Regions from separate parts of the Homo sapiens genome. Here region 2 is linked to region 1. Evidence: read pairs that join two places in POLR2A ChIA-PET (ENCODE). Cell type or tissue: PC-9. All regions are shown on one strand. Each heading gives the region's core, and the rest is flanking DNA. Links, peaks and the distances in the headings are about the cores only.

Region 1 (4,775 bases), core at 776-4,775:
CCTGGAAGCCTGTGGTGCTCCTTCACAATGGCCCGTGGCCCTTCATAGGTCCCGTAAGCCAGTGTCACAGGGATTCGGCTTTTCTCTTCTGTGTTTGCCTGCTGCGGGACTGTGAGCAGCTTCAGGGCCAAGACAGTGCCTTTCCATCCGTGAATCTCCTGATCCATCAGAATACTCGAAAGAGAAATACCGACTGAGTGTATTCATTAAAGAATTAATGTTCCTTACAGGATCATTTGTTGTTGAACTGACCTGACATGTGTATAGTAATCTCATGAACAAGAAAGAATGTGTTCACACGTTTGCTTAAATTGAATTTAGCAATCGCATTAGGATACTGATATTTCCACAATGTATATACACTATCCTTTTAAATTTAACTTATTTGCTTTTTAGACGGAAGCTCCTCAGTCTTAGAGAGTTCTGAAGGTGGATTTCTCAGCCACGTTCAACCTGATGAGTTCACTGCTTCTTCCCCAAACATTGCAGAGCTGCAGGTAGGTGGGCTGAGTGGCTTCTGCAAGGGTGGCCCGCCAGGTTCCCCTGAGGGAGACCTGAGAAGCTCACCTTTTCATCCTGGGGAAGTGAGATTCGGAGTGGGTGTCAAGAGATGGTTGCATCTTCTTGACAAGAACAGAAAATTAAGATGATTCCAAATGTCTCTTTATTTCCTGAGGTTCAGCCTTTCAAACAGAGACTTTCTTTTATAGATTTAAGTTGGTTGCATTTAGCACATAGTCAAACAGGATTAATATTTTTCATGGCTTAAGAGTTTCCCAAGTCAAAGTTTCATTTTTTATCATTTTGATTTACAGTTCTCAATTGACATTAATAGACTCGAAGGCACGAATAGCAAACATATTTCTAAGCCCTAGCTAGTGGTCCACTTGTAACATGCTATATTTTACAAAAAATGTCAATAAAATGAAATTATTTTCTCTACGGCAGGAAATTTGGGCTGTGAACTTACGTGTGATGTAAGTAGGCACCTGGCGGGGAAGTCTGGGAACACAGGTCCCGCTTGTTTTCTGTTCTCCCGAGAAAAACCCACATTCTGTTCTGCCCTTTTCAACATCTTCAGTGGGGGGACGAGTGGGAACATTTTTCTTGGGATTTTATTTTGTTTGGGGATCCAGCTAATGGGTTTGCCTGGAAGCCTCAGGGCTAATGATCTGCATTTAGAAACAGTGCCACAGTCATGGCAGGTGTTATTTGTATGTTATTTGTATGTCTCTGTGTGTTATTTGTATCAGGTGTTGAATGTGGCGGTTGTCACTGTGGCCACCCTGACCCCAGAGCAAACATATAAGTGGGAGATAACCACTTTAATAAAACACAAAACATGGTCCAAATTCCTGGTGCTGACTGTCCGGGGCTCAGCCGTGCCCACCGACTTAGAGGCAGAGGCTGCAAAATGCCAGCGCAAGGTGCATTTCTCCCAGGTGAAGGACTGGGAATTCCACCTCAGTCCAGTCCTCTCTCCCACTAGCCTAGAGCCACAGTGTCTTGACTTCTGGGCTTGGGTGACAAGCCCTCTCCCCACGCCTCCTTGCTGTGGAGGATGCCCATGGACAAGGTCAGCCCACTCCCACCTGCTGGGACGGTGCTTTTACCCCCCTGTAGGAAGGACTTTACTAGATTAAATCCAGGTTCAAAATGATAACACAAACTGCCTCCCAACATAGGTGTTTCTGGTGCTTACAGGTTTACTATTATGCAAATGCTCAGACGACACACACGACCTACCCTGATGGTTTGGAAGTTGTGCAGTTTCTTAACAAGCAGACAGGTGAGTGACGTCACCAGGAACCCGTGTGGGTAGGTGCCTTTGCATGCGAATGTGCAGAGGTGTGGGGACTTGCAGGTTAGCAGATACTTGAGCCCTGGAGGCAAGTTCCCCACAGCAGCAGCTGTCCAGATAATTTGGGGCTTACCCTGCTTAATGCATGTTTTCCTGGTTCTTATCCAAGAACTGTGAGCCTGTGGCTTCCGTGCCGGTGTGTAAGCGCACCCAGGTCTGGATGCCTCCGTAAACGCCGTCAGACCTCAGTCTGGGGCTTGTGTTTCAGCTTTTCTGGGTGGGCCTGGCTACATGGCTCGAGCAGCAACGGAGATAAATGGGTGTTACTTACTCGCACAGTGCAGTCAGCTCATTGTCTTAAAAGCCACCACATTCTTTCCCGGTCTCACCTGGACTCTAAAACGCCATCCTCTAGGTAACCCCTGGGTCTCTTGGGAACTGGGCTGCACAGCAGGAAGTGAGCGGCGGGCAAGACAGGGGAGCTTTGTCTGTATTTACAGCCACACCCCATCGCTCCGTTAGGCCTGAGCTCCGCCTCCTTCAGACCAGTGGCAGCATTTGATTCTCATAGGAGTGCGAACCCTACTGTGAACTGCGCATGCGAGGGATCTAGGCTGTGCGCTCCTCATGAGAATCTAATGCCTGATGATCTCTCACTGTCTCTCTTCACCCCTAGATCAGACCCTCTAGTTGCAGGAAAAAAAGCTCAGGGCGGTCGAGTGCAGTGGCTCACGCCTGTAATCCCAGCACTTTGGGAGGCCAAGGTGGGCAGATCACAAGGTGAGGAGTTCGAGACCAACCTGGTAAACATAGGGAAACCCTATCTCTTCTAAAAAAAAAAAAATACAAAAAATTAGTTGGGCGTGGTGGATGGCACCTGTAATCTTAGCTACTCAGGAGGCTGAGGCAGGAGAATCGTTTGAACCTGGGAGGTGGAGGTTGCAGTGAGCCAAGATCATGCCATTGCACTCCAGCCCGGGTTACAGTGTGAGGCTTTCTAAAAACAAAAACAAAACAACAACAACAACAAAACAAAACAAAACAAAAAAAACCCTCAGGGCTCCTATTTGTTCTACATTGCGGTGAATTGTATAATTTATAATTATTTCATTACAATATAATAATGAAGTGCACAGTAAATTTAGTGAACGTAATCAGCCAACCCCCCCACAACCCACACCCATGCCAGTCCGTGGAAAAATTGTCTTCCATGAAACTGGTCCCTAGTGCCAAAAAGGTTGGGGACCACTGCATTAGGTAATGAGAGAACTGTGTTAAAAATATCCCAGTTTGGGCCGGGCGCAGTGGCTCATTCCTATAATCCCAGCACTTTGGGAGGCCAAGGTGGGCAGATCACCTGACGTCAGGAGTTCGAGATCAGCCTGGCCAACATGGTGAAACTCTATCTCTACTAAAAATACAAAAGTTAGCCGGATGCGGTGGAGTGCGCCTATGATCCCAGCTACTCAGGAGGCTGAGGTTGGACAATCACTTGAACCCAGGAGGCGGAGGTTGCAGTGATCTGAGATGGCGCCACTGCACTCCAGCCTGGGTGACAGAGCAAGACTCCATCTCAAAAAAAAATAAATAAATAAATCCTAGTTCGGTTATGAATTTACTAATATTTATTTGTAATTTTTCTCTTTCTTATAAATTGGTTTCTTTTTAAAAATCCTTAACCAGTGACACCTATTTTTATACCTTTAATGCTTTCTGCTTTAAGTCTATTAAATCTAATAGGTATAGCAGCTTTCTTTTAGTTAGTTAATATGTGCCTGTTTCTATTCTTTCTCTTTTGCTATTTCTAAATCTTTATCTTTAAATATGATCTTATAAGAAACAGACATTAAGAAAATTATATAATCTGAAAATAACTTTCCTTTTAACCTGAGGTTTTATTTCATAAACTGAAAATGTATCAGTATCCTTACCGTCCTCTACAACCAACTCAAGAGTCTTCTAGTTCTGATTCTCCTCCCCAATCTCTCATGTCATTGTGTTGGCTTCTGCCAGGATTTTTACTCTAAGTTGTCTTTACCCTCAGTATTAGTTATGATTATCACTGTGGTGTTTACATAGCCAGTGTTTACTTTAAACTTTTTAAATTTATGCAGAATTTGGGGCGCTTCTTTCCCGTTTCTTGGGCACAGTTTCCTTCTAGTTGACGAGCATGAAGAGATGGGGGCAATCAACTCTTTCAATTTTGGCTCATCTGAAAATGTCCTTTGTTTTGCCTTGTTCATGAGTGATCATTCATCCTGATGCCCCTTCTGACCCGTCATCCCGTAGCTATTCAATGGTCACCATGTGGCAGGCATTGTTTTAGGGCTAGGGAATCAGCAATGAGCACATTTGTAAAAAGTTCTTATTTCATGACATTTTATTGGAGGGAAGCACTTTTATGTTGTGGACATGGTTTATTTCCTTAGACCTCATGAACCAATCTCTGCTACTTTCAAACTTTTCTTCTGTAGCTTTCTCACTCCTCTCAGCCTTTGTGGAACTGAGGAGAGTTCCTTGCTCTGGAGTAGGCTTTGGCCTGAGGGAACGCTGTGGTTGGTTTGATCTATCTAGACCACTGTAATAAGGCTGTTTCGCTTTCTTGTCATTCATGTGTTCACTAGAGCAGCACTTTTAATTTCCTTTAAGAGGTTTTTCTTTGCATTCACAACTGGGCTAACTCCTGGGTGCAAAAGGCCTTGCTTTCAGCCTATCTCAACTTGGAACAGGCTTTCCCTACTAAGCTTAATCATCTCTAGCTTTCGATTTAAAGTGAGAGATGTGTGTCTCTTCCTTTTACTTGAACACTTAGAGGCCGTTGTAGGTTATTAATGGTGTAATCCCACAATTGCGTTTCAGGGAACAGGGAGGCCTGAGGGGAGGGAGAGAGATGGGGGGCAGCTGGTCATTGGAGCACTCGGAACACACGTGACATTTATTACGTTTTCTGTCTTACGTGGGTGCGGTCGTTGGT
Region 2 (4,766 bases), core at 1-4,000, 120 kb after region 1:
CTGATCCACCACTACTGGTGCGGCGGCTGCTACTTTCAGCAAAGGCACTGAGTGCCGAGGCTCCAGGGGGTGCAAGCGAGGTCAGAGGACTTTCAGATATTGGGGTGCAGGGTACTTCAGGGTCCCCTTCGAGCGGGGTCCCCTAGCTTTAAGCTGAGAGAGCTGTGACCATCAGGATTCACAGTCCTGGCCTTTCATCCTTAAATAGCCCCACACAGGACACAGGAGAGCTGTGCATCGGGGAGCTCTTGGGGACCCAAACCCTTTCCAGCTTACGAACCATCCACAGGCCAAAAAATAAAAATTACAAAGCTGATTCCCACCCTCATCAAACTCAAGAGGATGGGACCCACTTCTCCCTCGGGGAGCAGTTTTCTTAGTGGAACACTCAGACTTTCTGTTGAGCATTGGCAGTAAAGGCTTTCCTGCAAATCTCAATCTCTCTCTCTCTCCTGATTTTTTCCAGACAGCTCCTTCGTTTTTAAGGCATCTGCTCTGTGGAAGCTCACAGAACACCCTCCTCCAGGTCCTGGGAAGGCTCAGCTTTTTGCTGCTGTTCTCTAGGTCCTCGTTCCCAAATGGAACAAGTCCTGCTTGTGATAAACACAGAGGTCCTGAACTTGGGTCTGGTTAAAACAAAAACAAAAAGGACATCAAGTACAGTTAAAAAAAAAGTTCCCAAGAATCTGCTTATTACTTTAGGTCTGAATTTAGTGCAGACACGTGAGCCTCTCTGAGTCACCATGTTCTCATAGTAGCTCGTGGAATAGCTCCGTGAAGAATGCTGGCCCCGCCAGGTATCCCCCATTCTCTCAGGGGCCCAGCAGATGTGTCTCAATCAGGAAAAAATACCCAAGAAACCCCTCAGACCCCAGAAGGTGCAGCTTTCAGATGACTGCATGTGGCATGGCCAAAGGTCATGGTGAAATGACTTGGCCCACAGATGTCACCGGAGGGCTCCACTGTTACAACCACAGAGCAGACCCCAGGGCAGGGCTATTTCCAAACTATGTCATGAGCTGGAAAATGCAGAGAGGGGGACTTGCTGCTGACAGTCAAGGGATGGATCAGCTGTGGTCTCCTGTGTGGATGTCTCCCCATGTTAAGCAACCTCCCTCTGAGGAAGCACCTTGCCTGTGCTCCGAGTGCAGCTTAAAAGACACAAAAGAAGGCTGGGCGCGGTGGCTCACACCTGTAATCCCAGCATTTTGGGGGGCCGAAGCGGGCAGATCACCTGAGGTCAGGAGTTCAAGACCAGCCTGACTAACACAGTGAAACCCTGTCTCTACTAAAAGTACAAAAATTAGCAGGCGTGGTGGTGGGCACCTGTGATCCCAGCTACTCGGGAGGCTGAGGCAGGAGAATTGCTTGAACCTGGGAGGCAGAGGTTGTGGTAAGCCGAGATTGCGCCATTGCACTCCAGCCTGGGCAACAAGAGTGAAACTCCGTCTCAAACAAACAAACAAAAAAGACACAAAAGTAAAGGACTTCTTGACCTCTGGTTGAAAGAGTAGCGCATGGGGATGTTTCTGGCAAACAAACCCTCCCAACAACGTCAGAACTGTGTTCACAAATGCTAACCTGTCGGCCTGGTTATAGAACATCCTCTTCCCTCAGGGGTATCTGGCAGAGGCAGGTACCCGTGGAATGGTGCAGGTGGTGCCCATGCTCTAGTGTATGCCAAGAGTTCCTACTTTTACAAAGTAGCCACTTTAAAAAAATGTTGGTACTGGCCAACATTCCTTTCATGCACCCAGGAGGGCAGCAGGTAGCCTGGGATCCAAGGATGGATGGCCAGGGCAGGTGGCTGAGAAATGGGGGTGGGTCAAGAGGGATGTAGCTCCTGGGGTGGCGCCCAACAGAGAGAGTTAGGGGTAGGGTGGGTGCTATGGCTGGAATGTTTATCCCCCCCAAAACTCACATTGAAATGTAATTGCTGCTTTAACAGTAACAGTGTTAACAGGTGGAGTCTTTAAGAGGTGATTAGACCATCAGGTCTTCACCCTTATGAATGGATTAATACTGTTTTTGTTTGTTTGTTTGTTTTTTGTTTTTTTTCAGGAGTAGGTTGTTAGAGTGGCACTAGGCTTGTTATAAAAGGCAAGTTGGCCCTCTCTCCTTCTCTTGCCCCTTCCATTCTTCTGCCACATGAGTACCAGCGTTCTCCAACCCCCTAGAGGATGTAGTGTTCAAGGAGCCATCCTGGAAGTAGAGACACCAAACCTATGGCGCCTTGCTCTTGGACTTCCTGACCTTCAGAACAGTGAGAAATCAATCTCAGGTCCTTATGAATTACCCAGGCTCAGGTACACTGTTATAGCAGCACAAAAAGGACTAAGACAGTGGAGCACACAGGGAAAGCAACTTCTTGTCTCCTGAAGAAACATGTTGTCTCTCCTCAAGGTATAGAAACCATGTCATGGGGAGTCATTCAGACACATTCATTTTGGCTACTCAATTGGTGTGTTTCACCAATCACCTAAATACCCAGATACTACCATGCTTGGAGTGGAAGCAAGGGATGGTGTGAGAAATAGAAAAATTCTTACATCATCACATTAGTTTGCGTCTCCTGTTTGGGCCTTAGGGAGAGCTACACAGCATTAAAGCTACTCTTATTTCTCCTTAGTTCTAGCAAATGTATCTTTATCCATATTTCCTACGGTCGACAAAATCAAACAGACTTCCAACTTTCCACCTGCTCTAAACTCCCTGCTTTAAATGTATTCATATGGAACTTGGGAGGCATAAAAAAAAAAATCCAAGGCCAAGTGACTCAGTAATCCTGGTCAACTAGTTATATATGTTAGGGGCCAGGGATGGTGAAGTAGAAGTTGCTCAGATGATTGAAAGCCATGCACAGTCTAAAACCATCATTGAAATATTAGTTTGACCTTCTCCTATACCAAATCTTTCCCTAAATATGCCAACCACAAAAAGAATGACTTAAACCACACCTCTCCCAATTCCTGGTACTATGTAGTAGAAGGAAGGAGTCAGTAAAGGCTGCCTAAAATAGCTCCAAGCAAGAATGACATGATTATCTACAACTGAAGAAGCAAATCATTAAAAAGCACAAGGCAGTTACTGATATTACTGATATTTCCTTCCTTGAATACATTTTCTTTTTTTTGAGATGGAGTCTCGCTCTGTTGCCCAGGCTAGAGTGCAGTGGCATGATCTCAGCTTACTGCAACCTCCGCCTCCTGGGTTCAAGCGATTCTTCTGCCTCAGCCTCCCAAGTAGCTGGGACTACAGGTGCGTGCCACCATGCCCGGCTAATTTTTGTATTATTAGTAGAGATGGGGTTTCACCATATTGGCCAGGCTGGTCTTGAACTCCTGACCTCATGATCCACCCACCTCGGCCTCCCAAAGTGCTGGGATTACAGGCATGAGCCACCGCGCCCAGCCCTTTGAGTACATTTTCTAAAAAGTTGGTCATGACTTCAGATGTCTGCCTCAAAGAGATACTTGTGGTTTCCATTAAAGAACCTACCTTCCCTTTCTACAGGAGTATTTATGGGAGATGTGGGCCTGGAGGTTGGAATCCATCCTGGTTGTACTTTGCTATACTAAAGTAAGGAGTAAACCTACAAATAAATTCATATTGAAGTGTACAAAGGGGGCTCTACAATAGGTAGGAATTCTATTTAGTTTTGTTGGGCAACAAATCCTTTGAGAAGCAAATAATAGCTCACCTACAAAACTGGTGATCTGTATAAATTGGGATTTTTCATGGATCAGTTTTGCTTGGATTGAACTATATAATCACAAATATATTTATACCCAGAGAGAGAGAAAGAGTGTGTGTTGAAACTGTATCATCTTAACATGTCTACAAAAGGCAATACCTGGAAGGTGGTGGCTGCCACACAGGTTAAGCTGTCTTCCCTCTGGGAGGCAGGCTTCTGGGAACTACACATTTGGTAATCTTGCCCATAAAATGCCGATTGGACACTTATCGTAGAATGCCGAGGGCACTGTAGATTCAAATAGTCCCCATCACAGGCATAGGTGGTGTGGTTTTGCAGGAGTTTGGTTAGGTAACCTGGAAAATATTCAGTCGAGTTACTAGAGGCCCAGGAACCCACCACTCCTCCATGGGTTTGGGGACAGGAGGACGTTGGTTCCCCTGGGGAAGGGCTGTTCAATCAACAACATGTGGGATGGGGCCTCCCTAGCAGCTCTGGTGCAGAGGTCACCAAACCAGGCCCAGAGGTGGGGCACAGGAGCCAATGTCAGCTTTCATGTTGACATGGAAGGGGGGCAGGGGAGTGCTGGGTAGAGAAGGGTGGGGTCCCTGGCGAGGGCTCCACCCATGGGCTTGTGCCCATGGACCTTAGTGAGAACAGGCACTCCTGTTTTCATGTCCAAATGTTGCATTTTCCAAGACTACTCTGGCCTGCCATGACCCCCATCCTGTGCCCATAAAAAACCCAAGACCCTAGTGGGCACACACACAAGTGGCTGGACGTCGAGAGGAGCAGAGAAGCAGAAGAGCACACTGACAGACACCAGCAGATGCTGGCGGGCTTTCGACAGCGGGGCGATGTGGAAATCAGTCGGGGGCGGTCGGAGGAGAGTCTGGCTGCTGGGCAGCCCAACTCTAGGGGAAGACCACCTTCCCACTCCATCCCCCTTCTGGCTCCCCATCCGAGAGCCACCTCCTCCACTCAATAAAACCTTGCACTCCTTCTCCAAGTCCATGCGAAATCTGATTTTCCGAGTACACTAGGGCAAGAACCTGGGATACAGAAAGCCATC

Evidence for each region. ChIA-PET counts read pairs that join two places held together with the same protein. Peaks named below come from ENCODE experiments on the same cell type or tissue, not always from the same donor. Only the 100,000 strongest peaks of a DNase experiment are listed, where the experiment ranks them.
Region 2: POLR2A ChIA-PET joins it to region 1 with 7 read pairs; 2 of 35 experiments call an interaction of 5 or more read pairs at or near these places.

Annotation. Positions count from the first base shown.
Region 1 is chr21:32,570,298-32,575,072 of GRCh38, reverse strand. CFAP298-TCP10L (CFAP298-TCP10L readthrough) reads left to right here. Exons shown (of 12, transcript NR_146639.2): 8 at 1-497; 9 at 949-977; 10 at 1,705-1,789. TCP10L (t-complex 10 like) reads left to right here. Exons shown (of 5, transcript NM_144659.7): 5 at 1-1,352. Among named protein-coding and RNA genes, the nearest start is that of TCP10L, 13 kb to the left of the region's middle. In PC-9, for the core only: no CTCF peak of the experiment used is centred there; a DNase peak (open chromatin) is centred at 2,312; H3K4me3 peaks cover 743 bases.
Region 2 is chr21:32,452,596-32,457,361 of GRCh38, reverse strand. It overlaps EVA1C (eva-1 homolog C), which reads right to left. Exons shown (of 8, transcript NM_058187.5): 2 at 3,854-4,050. It also overlaps the pseudogene LOC101928078. Among named protein-coding and RNA genes, the nearest start is that of EVA1C, 42 kb to the right of the region's middle. In PC-9, for the core only: no CTCF peak of the experiment used is centred there; a DNase peak (open chromatin) is centred at 1,631.